Regions from separate parts of the Homo sapiens genome. Here region 1 is linked to region 2. A link is a contact called in ENCODE Hi-C or POLR2A ChIA-PET data. All regions are on one chromosome and are shown on one strand. The core of a region is the stretch at or near the end of the contact, and the rest is flanking DNA. Distances in the headings are between cores, read along the strand shown.

The links. A loop is a pair of places that touch in the nucleus more often than their neighbours do. ChIA-PET counts read pairs that join two places held with the same protein, here RNA polymerase II (POLR2A).
Region 1: a map of Caco-2 shows a loop between it and region 2 (4-fold over the local background). The contact joins the enhancer-like site here to the promoter of LINC03061 in region 2. A Hi-C loop is called at or near these places in 2 of 168 maps with a recorded cell type or tissue (Caco-2 and endothelial cell of hepatic sinusoid). POLR2A ChIA-PET finds 5 or more read pairs at or near these places in 2 of 52 experiments (OCI-LY7 and WTC11).

What each region holds. Positions count from the first base shown.
Region 1 is chr13:109,307,123-109,313,854 of GRCh38, reverse strand. No RefSeq gene overlaps it. Among named protein-coding and RNA genes, the nearest start is that of LINC00370, 29 kb to the right of the region's middle. Within about 2 kb of position 3,759, at least 2 of the 41 ENCODE cell types and tissues checked have a DNase peak (open chromatin) inside an H3K27ac peak, as active enhancers do.
Region 2 is chr13:109,263,276-109,269,917 of GRCh38, reverse strand. LINC03061 (long intergenic non-protein coding RNA 3061) reads right to left here and starts at 4,431. Exons shown (of 2, transcript NR_185883.1): 1 at 4,251-4,431; 2 at 1-2,307. RefSeq lists an enhancer at 1,689-2,647.

The DNA of each region.
Region 1 (6,732 bases), core at 2,510-5,009, 45 kb before region 2:
TGGGTAGCAACATTTTAAAATACTGTAATCAAAAACCACAAGTCAAACTAACTTGAGCAAAAATGGAAATATTCTATTTACATTACTAAAAAGTTACATTGGTAAAGTGTTCTAGAACAGGTGAATCCAGAAGCTCAACTAAAGGCACCCAGTCTCTGGGTCTCGGGTTTTCAAGTTGGCTTTATTCTTGGTAGACATTCTCAACATAGCAGAAAAATGTCCTGGGAATTCTAGAATCACACGGCTTTCTTGTTTCTATCTCAGCAAAAGAAGAGATAGTCCCTCTCCCATAACAGTCACTGTCTTCAGGGGTGTGCAGTGCTCAAGCATCTGCTTAGACTAGGGCATGCTGATGGGGGAAATTGTCCCTCCCATGATTAAGATTCTTGTATCATGTGTCAGGTGGAACAAAACCCTTCATTATTATACTCCATTGATGTCACTCTCTTCTTTGTTCTTCTTAACAATGACCTTTCCTTTAAAATACATTTCTGCAACTCCTTTCACACAGACAGACAGACAGACAGATAGACAAATGGATGGATGGATGGATGGATGGATGGATTTGCCTAGTTTATTGTACTATGCATATTTTTTAAATGTATATTTGAACCTCTTTTCAAATATGTATTTTATTTTGTTTCCAGTTTTTTTCTGTGTTCCAAAATGTACACTTGAATAACTTATAAAGTGCATATTATCATGTTGGTTTACTTTTGAGTATAAGCGTCTTCCTTTCCTATGAACCCACAGTAATTCCTGGAAATGTGAGAGCCGGTGGAGGGCTAGTGGTAGGGTCTTAGGCTGTATTTAAGCATATAAAGAACTTGGAAACCCAATGTGTAAAGAAGATGTGAGAATCTCCTATCTGGGCTGGTGGTCAGTCCCCCTCACTTTTCCCTGCATGCAGGTAAATAAACAACAAAAGCCACAATTCCACATTTCTGAGCTGGGGGTCTTATCTTTACAATTATGAAACAATCACATGATGCATAGATCTTTACAGAACATGGCCTATATCTATATCTGTCTGCCATCTGTCTATCTGTCTGTCTGTCTGTATATCTATCTGCATATCTATCTATCTGTCTATATATCTGCTATCTATCTATATATCTTTCTGTCATTTATCTATCATCTGTCAGTCTATTTATATGTCTGTCAGTCTGTCTATTTATCTGTCATCTGTCAGTTTGTCTATCTGCATATCTGTCATCTATCTATGTATCTATCTGTCTGTCTATCCATCTATCTGTCACCCTGTCAATCTATCTATTTATCTGTCTAACTATCTATCAATCAATCAATCATCTATCTCTCTGCCTATCTGCATGTCTATTATCTATATATCTATATGCCTATCTGTCCATCTATATATATCTACCTATCTGTCTATCTATCTATCTATCTATCTATCTATGATCTATGTAATCTATGGCAATTCTTTTTCTTTTTTCTTTTTTTTTTTAGTATTTATTGATCATTCTTGGGTGTTTCTCAGAGAGGGGGATTTGGCAGGGTCATAGGACAATAGTGGAGGGAAGGTCAGCAGATAAACATGTGAACAAGGGTCTCTGGTTTTCCTAGGCAGAGGGCCCTGCTGCCTTCCGCAGCGTTTGTGTCCCTGGGTACTTGAGATTAGGGAGTGATGATGACTCTTAAGGAGCATGCTGCCTTCAAGCATCTGTTTAACAAAGCACATCTTGCACCGCCCTTAATCCATTTAACCCTGAGTGGACACAGCACATGTTTCAGAGAGCATGGGGTTGGGGGTAAGGTTATAGATTAACAGCATCCCAAGGCAGAAGAATTTTTCTTAGTACAGAACAAAATGGAGTCTCCTATGTCTACTTCTTTCTACACAGACACAGTAACAATCTGATCTCTCTTTCTTTTCCCCACATTTCCCCCTTTTCTATTTGACAAAACCGCCATCGTCGTCATGGCCCGTTCTCAATGAGCTGTTGGGTACACCTCCCAGACGGGGTGGCGGTAGGGCAGAGGGGCTCCTCACTTCCCAGACGGGGCGGCCGGGCGGGGGCTGCCCCCCACCTCCCTCCCGGATGGGGCAGCTGGCCGGGCGAGGGCTGCCCCCCACCTCCTGGACGGGGCGGCTGCCGGGCGGAGACGCTCCTCACTTCCCAGACGATGGGTGACCAGGCAGAGACGCTCCTCACTTCCCAGACGGGGTGGCTGCTGGGCGGAGGGGCTCCTCACTTCTGGGACAGGGTGGCCGGGCAGAGACACTCCTCACCTCCCAGACGGGGTGGCAGTTGGGCAGAGGCACTCCTCACATCCCAGACGGGGCGGCCGGGCAGAGGCACTCCTCACATCCCAGACGGGGTGGCGGGGCAGAGGTGCTCCCCACATCTCAGACGATGGGCAGCCGGGCAGAGACGCTCCTCACTTCCTAGACGGGATGGCGGCCGGGAAGAGGTGCTCCTCACTTCCCAGACTGGGCGGCCGGGCAGAGGGGCTCCTCACGTCCCAGACGATGGGCGGCCAGGCAGAGACGCTCCTCACTTCCCAGACGGGATGGCGGCCGGGCAGAGGCTGCAATCTGGGCACTTTGGGAGGCCAAGGCAGGCGGCTGGGAGGTGGAGGTTTTAGCGAGCCGAGATCACGCCACTGCACTCCAGCCTGGGCAACATTGAGCACTGAGTGAGCGAGACTCCGTCTGCAATCCCGGCACCTCGGGAGGCCCAGGCGGGCAGATCACTTGCGGTCAGGAGCTGGAGACCAGCCCGACCAACATGGGGAAACCCCGTCTCCACCAAAAAAATACAAAAACCAGTCAGGCGTGGCGGCGTGTGCCTGCAATCCCAGGCACTCGGCAGGCTGAGGCAGGAGAATCAGGCAGGGAGGTTGCAGTGAGCCGAGATGGCGGCAGTACAGTCCAGCCTCAGCTGGGCATCAGAGGGAGACCGTGGAAAGTGGGAGACGAGGGAGAGGGCGGGGGAGAGGGAGGGGGAGGGGGCAATTCTTGAAGGAGAGTCTCCAGGCAGACTTAAAAAGTAACATCTGACTCTCAAAAAGATGCAATCATCTGTCTCCTGGAGTTTGAATTATAATGATGAAAGACAAATAATTACAGTTCAGGGTAGAAGTATGGTCACAGATGCATTCAGTGCATGAGGAGGGTGACAGGGCCATGAAATGTCCCAAGAGGGGCAGCCTGTCTGATCCATGGAACATCCCAGGAGACTTCTTGGTGCAGGAGGCATTTGACCTGTTACATATTCTCTCAGGACTTTTATGTTTGTGATTGTTTTGAGAAGTAAAATGTAAGCTATTTGTAAAGGGCAGGACAGGCCTTGCAGACTGTATGTCCTCAAATAATGGTTGTCATTATTAATTAAATATTCTTTAAACCGTTGGGGACACTTTTGGTACTAAGGTGAAAAATTTCCCACACTTCATCCTGAATATGATCCAGGGCTTTACTGTAACATGGAATCAGGCCTATTTGTACTTAGTTTGCTCTCAGCAGCCTTGTGTTGTGAGGAGGGGAGGTTTGCTTAATGAGAGAGGTGTGTACAGTTTGGGCTGGCGGTTAAACATACCCTGCAGTGGTGCTCATTCCAAAGTTAACAATTATCTTAACACAATATTTACCTTATCAGAGGAAGTTGCGCTGTTTGCCTGTTCCTTCAGTGAGATCTCCTACTGAGCTGAATTCAAAACAGTTAAGATAAACGTTAGCTCTTTAGAGCACACCGCTAGGGCTGGAAAATGATGGGAACCAAGGTCGTCTCGTGCAGCGTTTTGGATCTGTACAATGACGTCATCTCACCAAGGTCCTTCAGCTGTGAGTCTGATTGATCGTTCTGCATAGGTTGCTAACTACACCTGCACACTTTCTTCCAAATTATGCTAGGCAATATGGCAAAGCCAATTATTTTCTTCCGCTAAGAACAAATTAAATTTTCTGACAATATTACCAAGTAGTGACTGTATTAAGTATAGTTATTGATCATATTGTGCAAGTATTTGCCCAACTGCTGCTTAATTTAGCACAATGTAAACACAGCTCTACAACATGGGGCATGTGGTAGATAATAACACAGGTTTGACACTACCAGAAAAAGTGATTGACCAAAACACAGACAGCCACAGTTGTGTCTTTAATGTTGTCCGGATAAGCAGGGTTTTATAGCTGTCATACTAAAGCAACTAGGACCTCTAGCTTTTCACCTAAAACTTATAAATTATTTTAAAACGAAGGAGGCCAATCATCAAATTGCTGCCATCTTTTCCTAAAATGGTGTCTTTTTCTAAAATGAGATACTTTATTTGGATGCAATATGCTGAATTACAGACTGGAAATCTTAGGTAGATCTACAACCTGTCAGACTCCTCACTGGCCCCCAGGAAAGAGGGTGCCCCCCTCCCTCAGTGAGGGCCTGGTCATGGAGAACTCAAGAAAAATATGATGGCGTCATGCTTCTCTAATAGAACTTATAACCTGAACAAGAAGATTTGTGGGCAAGAAGTAATTAGAGAATAATACAATTTAGTAGTCAAGTACTTAACTGAGTATAAATATGACCAGATTTATGAAAGGAGGAGTTTAATGAGTGTTGAATAAAATAATAGCCTTTTTGAAAAAAAACCATAAAAATTGAATTGGATTTGAAATACTTTTATTCTGTATCTATATGGGTAGCTCTGCCAAAATTATTTATGTACAAAATGCAACTGAATATAACATATAAAACAGTATCATGCAAGGTATTCCATTATAGACGCACATAAATACACACACACACACACACCACCACCACCACGTGCTTCACTACTAAACTATTTTAGTTCTCAAAAAATGCTCTGTTGCTTCAGAGTTTTGTTATACCGATCCTCAACCTTGACAACACAGACAAATCATTGAGAGCTTTAACAATTACCAACGTGGGCAGGTGCAGTGGCTCACACCTCTAATCCAAGCACTTTGGGAGGCTGAGGTGGGCGGACCATGAGGTCAGGAGATCAAGACCATCCTGGCTAACATGGTGAAACCCCATCTCTACTAAAAATACATAAAAAGTTAGCTGGTGTGGTGGCACATTCCTGTAGTCCCAGCTACTTGGGAGACTGAAGGAGGAGAATCACTTGAACCCAGGAGGCAGAGGTTGCAGTGAACTGAGATCACGCCACTGCTCTCCAGCTTGGACAACAGAGTGAGACTCTGTCTCAAAGAAAAAAAAATTACCAATGTGTAAAGTAATCAGTCTTAGATTTTGATGGCAGGGCTCAGGGTCTACATTTTTAGGGCTTCCCATGTGATCCTAAGGTGCAGTCAGGCTTGAAACCGATCATTTTGGATAAGCACATGCTCTGCTCTGTCCCTGAAATTCCGTCCCCACAATTTTTGTCTTTTATAGCCCCGGTTAATCCTACAAAACCCAACACAGGGTTAACCTTTGCAATAAAGGCTCTGCTCCCCCCGCCTCCCAAGCTGCTGGTGAAGGGGGTCACTCTTCCCCCTGCATCTTGAGCTGGAGAAGGCAATACAGCATTCAGCTGCCACACCATTACCTCCCAACCAGAATAGGTGACATCCTGAAGAACTTTCTGTGCAAGACCTGGGAAAACCCAGAGGCATAGTTTGTCCTCCCAAGTCTCCCAAAGGAAGCAACCTTCGGCATCACTCCCCTGCCTGCCTGCCTTCCCATCTCTGTCCTGTTCTCTCCCTGCCTCACAAGACCCCATGGAAACATGCCCTTAATAAATCAAGTGCATCCAAATCATAGACTCAGGGTCCACCCTGCAAAATCCTGCCCTGCGACATGCAATCATGATAAATACTAGTTATTTCAGGGTATGCTGGAGACAGCTTTGACCAGCTCACAAAAGCTAGTTGTGCACATCATGTCTTAACCCTCTTCAGTGAGGGGTATCATCTTGGTAGCTGGAAAACAGCCATGATGTGATCAGTTACACCATAGAAATTGGCGACTGCTGCTAATCAGGGCTTCTTTATTTTCCTGGACAGCTGTTTGCCAAACATTTATCAACACACCACGGGTTATTGCTATGAATTTATTACCAAGGAATAACCAAATAAATAAAGCACATTTGAACTTGGCTTCCCCAACTTTTTCTTGCCCTTTTCTCTTTTTGATAAATAACCATCTTGCTGTACATCAAATTCTTGAAGCGTTCCTGCTTTCCAAGCTTGTTCGTTTCACTTTCCTTGTAGATTCTATTTCTCCATCTCCTGCACATCCATTAACGTCTCTGGGCTCTGGAATCTAGCCTCTGTTCATCCACGTTGCTCCTCAGGAAAGAAAAACAGTATTAGTTTAACACTCCAGAGTATCTAGAACTAAGTTATGCTTTGAGGAGGTCTGAGCAGTTGATGAGCAGTTCAGGCTGTGAAGGAGCTTGCAGGTGTTCCCAGGGCCGCTTGGGCAGTGCCTCCCACACTGCCCATGGGAGTCTGTAGAGCACCAGAGGACAATGAGGGAGTCCTGAAAGGCCCCACTCCCCGCCGGCCCAGTGCAAACATTTCAACCAGCACGACAGCAACCCAGCCGTAAGGAGGCCAGTCAGCTCCTCCTCAGATTTGCTACATCTGTGAGCTAACGACTGGGTCCCTAAGAGGTGAGTGTGCTCCTTTGAGTGTAGGATTGTGGTGGACTGTGCATGACAGAGGGTGGATGAAAATGCTGTGAATGTGTCTGAAAAGTCAGCTGCATTCAAAAAGCAAAGGGTTGAGGGCCTCAGACCTTG
Region 2 (6,642 bases), core at 3,182-5,681:
ACCTTTAGTCCGTTCTACTTTTCTTGAAGACAGAGGACTATAAGGGATATAAACTGAAAAACTGCTTGGCTAATTTGACTAATAAAGCCTGGTCTGTTATCAGACTGTATAGAGGTGGGAAGGCTAAACTGAGGAATTATGTCTGACAGAAGGGAAGAAATGACTGCGGTGGCCTTCTCAGACCCTGTAGGAAAGGCCTCTACCTATCTAGTGAAAATGTCTACTTAGACTAAGAGGTATTTTAGTTTTTGTGACTCGGGGCATGTGGAGTAAAGCTAATTTGCCAGTCCTGGGCGGGGGCAAATCCTCGAGCTTGATGTGTAGGGAAGGGAGGGGCCTGAATGATCCTTGAGGAGTAGCAGAATAGCAGATAGAATAGCAGATGGAACACTGAGAAGTTATTTCCTTGAGGATAGATTTCTACAATGGAAAGGAAATGAGAGGTTCTAAGAGATGGGCTAGTGGCTTGTAATATGGGGAAATGGGGTGAATGTCAGGTGGATCAGAGAGATGCAGTCATGGGGATCAGGTGTGGTATCAGGAATAATGTGGGAGGCCAGATTGAAGTCTGGGCCAGGAACAATGGTAATTGTGGGACTTAACAAAGAATGAGTACAGCTGAAGGAGCCGGGGAGCAGAAAGTATATGCGTCAGGTATGAGGAAGAAAATAGATTTTGGAAGTTATGAGAAATGTAGAGAGTGAGTTGAACATAGTTTGTGATTTTTAGGGCCTCTAAAATTATTAAAGCAGCGGCAGCTGCTGCATGCAGACATGAGGGCTAGGCTAAAACAGTAAGGTCAAGTTGTTTGGACAGAAAGGCTACAGGGTGGGGTCCTGGCTCTTGTGTAAGAATTCTGACCGCACTAACCATGCCTAGGAAGGAAAGGAGTTGTTGTTTTGTAAGGGATTGAGGTTTGGGAGATTAATCAGACACCATCAGCAGGGAGAGCACCTGTGTTTTTGTGAAGAATTATGCCGAGGTAGGTAACGGATGGAGAAGAAATTTGAGCTTTGGAGGGGGATACCCGATATCCTTTGGAGAATAAATGCTGAAGGAGCAGAAGTATGTCTTGTTGAGAAGATTCAAAGGAGGGGCTACAAAGAAGAAGGTCATCAATATATTGAATAAGGTGAGAAGTGGAGGGGTGGAAAGAAAGTAGATCATGAGAAAGAGCTTGGCTGAAGTAATGAGGGCTGTCCCTGGAACCTTGCGGCAGCACAGCCCAGGTAAGCTGCTGAGCCTAATGGGTGTCAGGGTCAGTCTAAGTGAAGGCAAAGAGAGGCTGAGATGAAGAGTGCAAAGGAATAGTAAAGAAAGCATGTTTGAGATCCAGAACAGAATAATGGGTAGTAGAGGGAGGTATTGAGGATAGGAGAGTATATGGGTTTGGCACCACGGGGTGGATAGGCAAAACAATTTGGTTGATAAGGCACAGATTCTGAACTAAGTTGTAAGCCTTGTCTGGTTTTAGGACAGGTAAAACGGGGGAATTGTAAGGAGAGTTTATAGGCTTTAAAAGGCCATGCTGTAGCAGGTGAGTGATAACAGGCTTTAATCCTTTCAAAGCATGCTGTGGGATGGGATATTGGCATTGAGTCGGGTAAGCGTGATTAGGTTTTAATGAGATGGTAAGGGGTGCATGATCGGTCGCCAAGGAGGGAGTAGAGGTATCTTATACTTGTGGGTTAAGGTGGGGGAATACAAGAGGAGGACGCAAAGGAGGCTTTGGATTGGGAAGAAGGGCAGCAATGAGATGCAGCTGTAGTCCAGGAATAGTCAGGGAAGCAGATAATTTGGTTAAAATATCTCGGCCTGATAAGGGAACTGGGCAGGTGGAGATAACTAAAAAAGAGTGCATAAAAGAGTGTTGTTCAAGTTGGCACCAGAGTTGGGGAGTTTTAAGAGGTTTAGAAGCCTGGCTGTCAATACCCACAACAGTTATGGAGGCAAGGGAAACAGGCCCTTGAAAAGAAGGTAATGTGGAGTGGGTAGCCTCCATATTGATTAAGAAGGGGACAGACTTACCCTCCACTGTGAGAGTTACCTAAAGCTCGGTGTCCATGGTGGTCTACAGGGCTTCTGAGGCGATCAGGCAGCGTCAGTCTTCAGCCACTAAGCCAAGAAGGAGTCAGTCAGAGAGCCTTGGGCCAGAGTTCCAGGGGCGCTGGGAGTGGCTGCCAGGTGAGTTGAACAGTCCGATTTCCAGTGGGGTCCCGCACAGATGGGACATGGCTTAGGAGGAATCCCTGGGCTGCAGGCATTCCTTGCCCTGGTGGTCAGATTTCTGGCACTTGCAGCAAGCTCCTGGGGGAGGAGGTTCTGGAGGAATGTCTGGCCACTGCGGTTCAGGCATTTGGAAGTTGTTGTGTGCTGGAGATGTGGCTGGGGTTTGTCTCACAGTGGAGGCAAGGAATTGCAACTTCCTTTTTTTTATTATTGTACACCTTGAAGGTGAGGTTAATTAAGTCCTGTTGTGGGGTTTGAGGGCCAGATTCTAATTTTTGGAGTTTTATTTAATGTCGGGAGCAGATTGGGTAATAAAATGTGTATTGAGAATAAGATGGCCTTTTGACCTTTTAGGGTCTAGGGCTGTAAAGCATCTCAGGGTTGCTGCCGAACGAGACATGAACTGGGCTGGGTTTTTATATTTGATGAAAAAGAGCCTAAACGCTTCTGATTTGGGATAAAGAAAAAGGAGCATTAACCTTGACTATGCCTTTGGCTCCAGCCACCTTTTTAAGAGTAAATTGCTGGGCAGGTGGGGGAGGGCTAGTCACAGAACGAAACTGTAAGCCAGACCAGGTGTGAGGAGGGGAGGCGATAAAAAGATTACAGGGTGGAGGAGCGGAGGCTGAGGAAGAATTGGGACCTAGCTTGGCCTGGCAAGGAGGGGAGAGGTCAGATGGGTCTGTAGAAAAGGAAGATTAGAAAGACTCAGTGACGCTTGGGGTTGGGACTGAGGGGACAGGCGGGAGGGAAAGAAGGAAGATTCAGAATGAGTTGCACTGGGCACAGAGACTAGGAAGGGACTGATGTGTAAAAGAATGCCTGGATGTCAGGCACCTCAGACCATTTGCCCATTTTATGACAAGAATTATTTAGATCTTGTAGGATGGAAAAATTGAAAGTGCCGTTTTCCGGCTATTTGGAACTACTGTAGAGTTTGTATTGGGGTCAAGAGGCATTGCAGAAGAAAATGAGACACTTAGATTTTAGGTCAGGTGAGAGTTGAAGAGGTTTTAAGTTCTTAAGAATACAGGCTAAGGGAGAAGAAGGAGGAATGGAAGGTGGAAGCTTGCCCATAGTGAAGGAGGCAAGCCCAGAGAAAAGAGTAGAGACACGGAGAAGGGGTGGGGGTTTCTTGCCCTCCAGAAAAGCAGAGAAAGGGTTGGGGCACAGAAATAAGGGATTGGGGCACAGAGATAAGAGGTCAGGGTGTGGAAATAAGGGATTGGGGGTTCTTGCCCCCTAGAAAAGTGGGAAGGGGGGTTGGGGCATGGAAATAAGGGATTGGGGCACAGAGATAAGAGGTTGGGGTGTGGAAATAAGGGATTGGGTCACAGAAATAAGAGGTCGGGGTGTGGAAATAAGGGATTGGGGGTTCTTGCCCCCTAGAAAAGCGGGACTTGCCACTAAGGGTGAAGGAGAAGGGGTTGAGGGGTACTTTCCCCTCCCCCAGAAAAGTGGGACTTGCCACTAAGGGTGAAGGAGAAGGGGTTGAGGGGTTCTTGCCCCTGCCCCAGAAAATCAGAGAAGGGGTAGAGACAAGAAGAGAAGGGGTTGGGGTACTTGCCCCTTCCCCAGAAAAGCAGGGAAGGGGTAGAGACACAGAGAGAAGGGGTTGGGGTACTTGCCCCTTCCCCAGAAAAGCAGAGAACGGGTAGAGACACAGAGAGAAGGGGTTGGGGTACTTTCCCCTTCCCCAGAAAAGCGGGACTTGCCGCTAAGGGTGAAGGACCAAGGCAGGCATCCCTGCATGGTCTGACACCCTTGAAACGTGGGTGAATAATCAGAGAGGTGTCCCTGCAATGATTAAACAGCAAGGGAAGGCTGCCTTCCCAGTCCGTGACCAGCGCTGGAGTTTTGGGTCCACAGATAAAACGTGTCTCCTTTGTCTCTACCAGAAAATGAAAGGAATTGAAACTAAGAGAAGGGAGAGATTGAAGTGTGGCGCCAAGATTGAAAGGAGAAAGAGGTTGAGGGATAGTGAGGGAGGTTGGAGAAGAGAGTAAAAAGAGGCGGCTTACTGGATTTAAAATTGGTGAGATGTTTCTTGGGCTGGTTGGTCTGAGGACCTAAGGTCGTAGGTGGATCTTTCTCATGGAGCAAAGAGCAGGAGGACGGGGGATTGATCTCCTAAGGGAGGTCCCCCGATCCGAGCCACGGCATCAAAGTTCACTCGAGTCCATGTGAAGAGACACCAAACAGGCTTTGTGTGAGCAACATGGCTGTTTATTTCACCTGGGGGCAGGCGGGCTGAGTCCGAAAAGAGAGTCAGCGAAGGGAGATGGGGTGGGGCCGTTTTATAGGATTTGGGAAGGTAATGGAAAATTACAGTCAAAGGGGGTTGTTCTCTGGTGGGCAGGGGCGGGGGTCACAAGGTGCTCAGTGGGGGAGCTGCTGAGCCAGGAGAAGGAAATTCACAGGGTTAATCACTCAGTTAAGGTGGGGCAAGAACAAATCACCATGGTGGAATGTCATCAGTTAAGGCGGGGCAGGGCCTTTTCAGTTCTTTTGTGATTCTTCAGTTACTTCAGGCCATCTGGGCGTATACGTGCAAGTCACAGGGGATGCGATGGCTTGGCTTGGGCTCAGAGGCCTGACAGTTTTTATAAGTGACCTAGTGGGGAGGCAGTATTTTACCTACATAGGGTGTGAAAAAACAGTTAAGACCAGGTGTACCATCAGCATAGAGTGCGAATCTCTGGCAGCCCCCATCCCAGCCTTTTATTATGGAGGCGGGTCCTTTGCCTGAGCTACTCCATGTTGCTTTCCTACTGTGCAGGTGCAAAAAAAAGAAAAAGAAAAAAAAAAGTGGGAGGCGGAGCCCTCATGGTGCACATGACTGGCCCCAGGTACCCCTTTCTAGTGCGGCAGCTCCCAGCTGCAAGCTTCCAGCTTCCTTATCTATGTTTGCAGCACAATCTTCCAGGCTGCTCTTTGTTAGGAGACACGTGTTTTCTTGGGCTGCTTTTTGTGAGAAAGGAAGTTCTACTGAGGAATTTTGACCTAGCTATCTGCCTAGCTATTCTCTTTTTACTTCCTCGCTCACTATGGGGTCCAGCCAAATCCAGTGGCATTGGGAATGGAAAGGAAGCAAGAATGGCAGATTATGTGGGAAGGTTTCCAATCAGCTAATTGGACTTAAGGGACAAGGGAGAAGTCAAAATAATGATGGAAATGATGGCCAAGGGAAGGGTCTTATTGTTAAAGAAAGCTCTGGGAAGGGAGATAATAGGTGTTTATAGCTATTTCCTGAGCAATCTCTGTTAGCAGGAAAATTCTCTGAAGCCATGTGAAGGGAGGCAGTTGCCAGTGAGGGGAGTTGGTGAGAAATGCCAAAGCCCCCTGGATTAGATGAAGAAATTGTATTCTCCACAAGTTATCTTTGAAAGATGACTTAGTGTACATGATTGGGAATTATATCTTGATAAGCCCCTTGGTTGGTTCTGGGAGTGATTCCTTCAAGGGGAACGCTTGGGAAATAATATATAATAGTTAAATATTCTGGTAACTTCATGGGCTTTATTCAGCTGAGTGGGCATATGAGTGTGGGGATATCAAGGGTTTAGGACAATAAGGTGATCAAAGCACTGACTCGGTGGTCTTTTAATTCCTCCATTCTGTTCTTCCCTGTTCAGTGCTTAGCTTCTCTTAATATACATTTCACAAATATATTTATTCTGAGGAACTAAATTATTAGCCTGACTAGGTGTTCAAATGTTTCCATATAGGCCTTTCTGTTCCTTTATCTGGGATTACAGGCATGAGCCACAACACACAGCTTAACCCCTGTGTGACTATCTAGTCCATAGAACTTCAGAAAGTACAACCAAATAGGGTGAAAGTTCAAGTCTTGCGTCCTCTATAATCCTATCTTGCACCCTGTCCCTCACCAAATATTTTGAAGCAAATCCCAGACATCATATCATTTCCTCCATAAATATTTCAATATACATCTCTGAAAGTTTAGACCTCTTTCAAAAGGTTAATTTCCATATGATTATCATACTTAAAAATTAAAAATTATTCCTTAGGCAGGGCACAGTGGCTCATGCCTGTAATCCCAGCACTTTGGGAGGCCAAGGCAGGTGGATCATGAGGTCAGGCATTTGAGACCAGCCTGGCCAACATAATGATACCCCACTCTACTAAAAATACAAAAAATTAGCCAGGTGTGGTGGTGGGTGCCTGTAATTCCCGTTACTAGGGAGGCTGAGGCAAGAGAATCGCTTGGACCAGGAAGGCAGAGGTTGCAGTGAGCTGAGATCTTGCCACTGCATGACAGTCTGGGCGACAGTGCAAGACTCTGTCTCAAAAAAAAAAAAAAAATTATTACTTAATACTATTTTTTTTTAAAGTTGAAGTCTTGCTTTGTTGCCCAAGTTAGAGTGCAGTGGGGGCACTCTTGGCTCACTG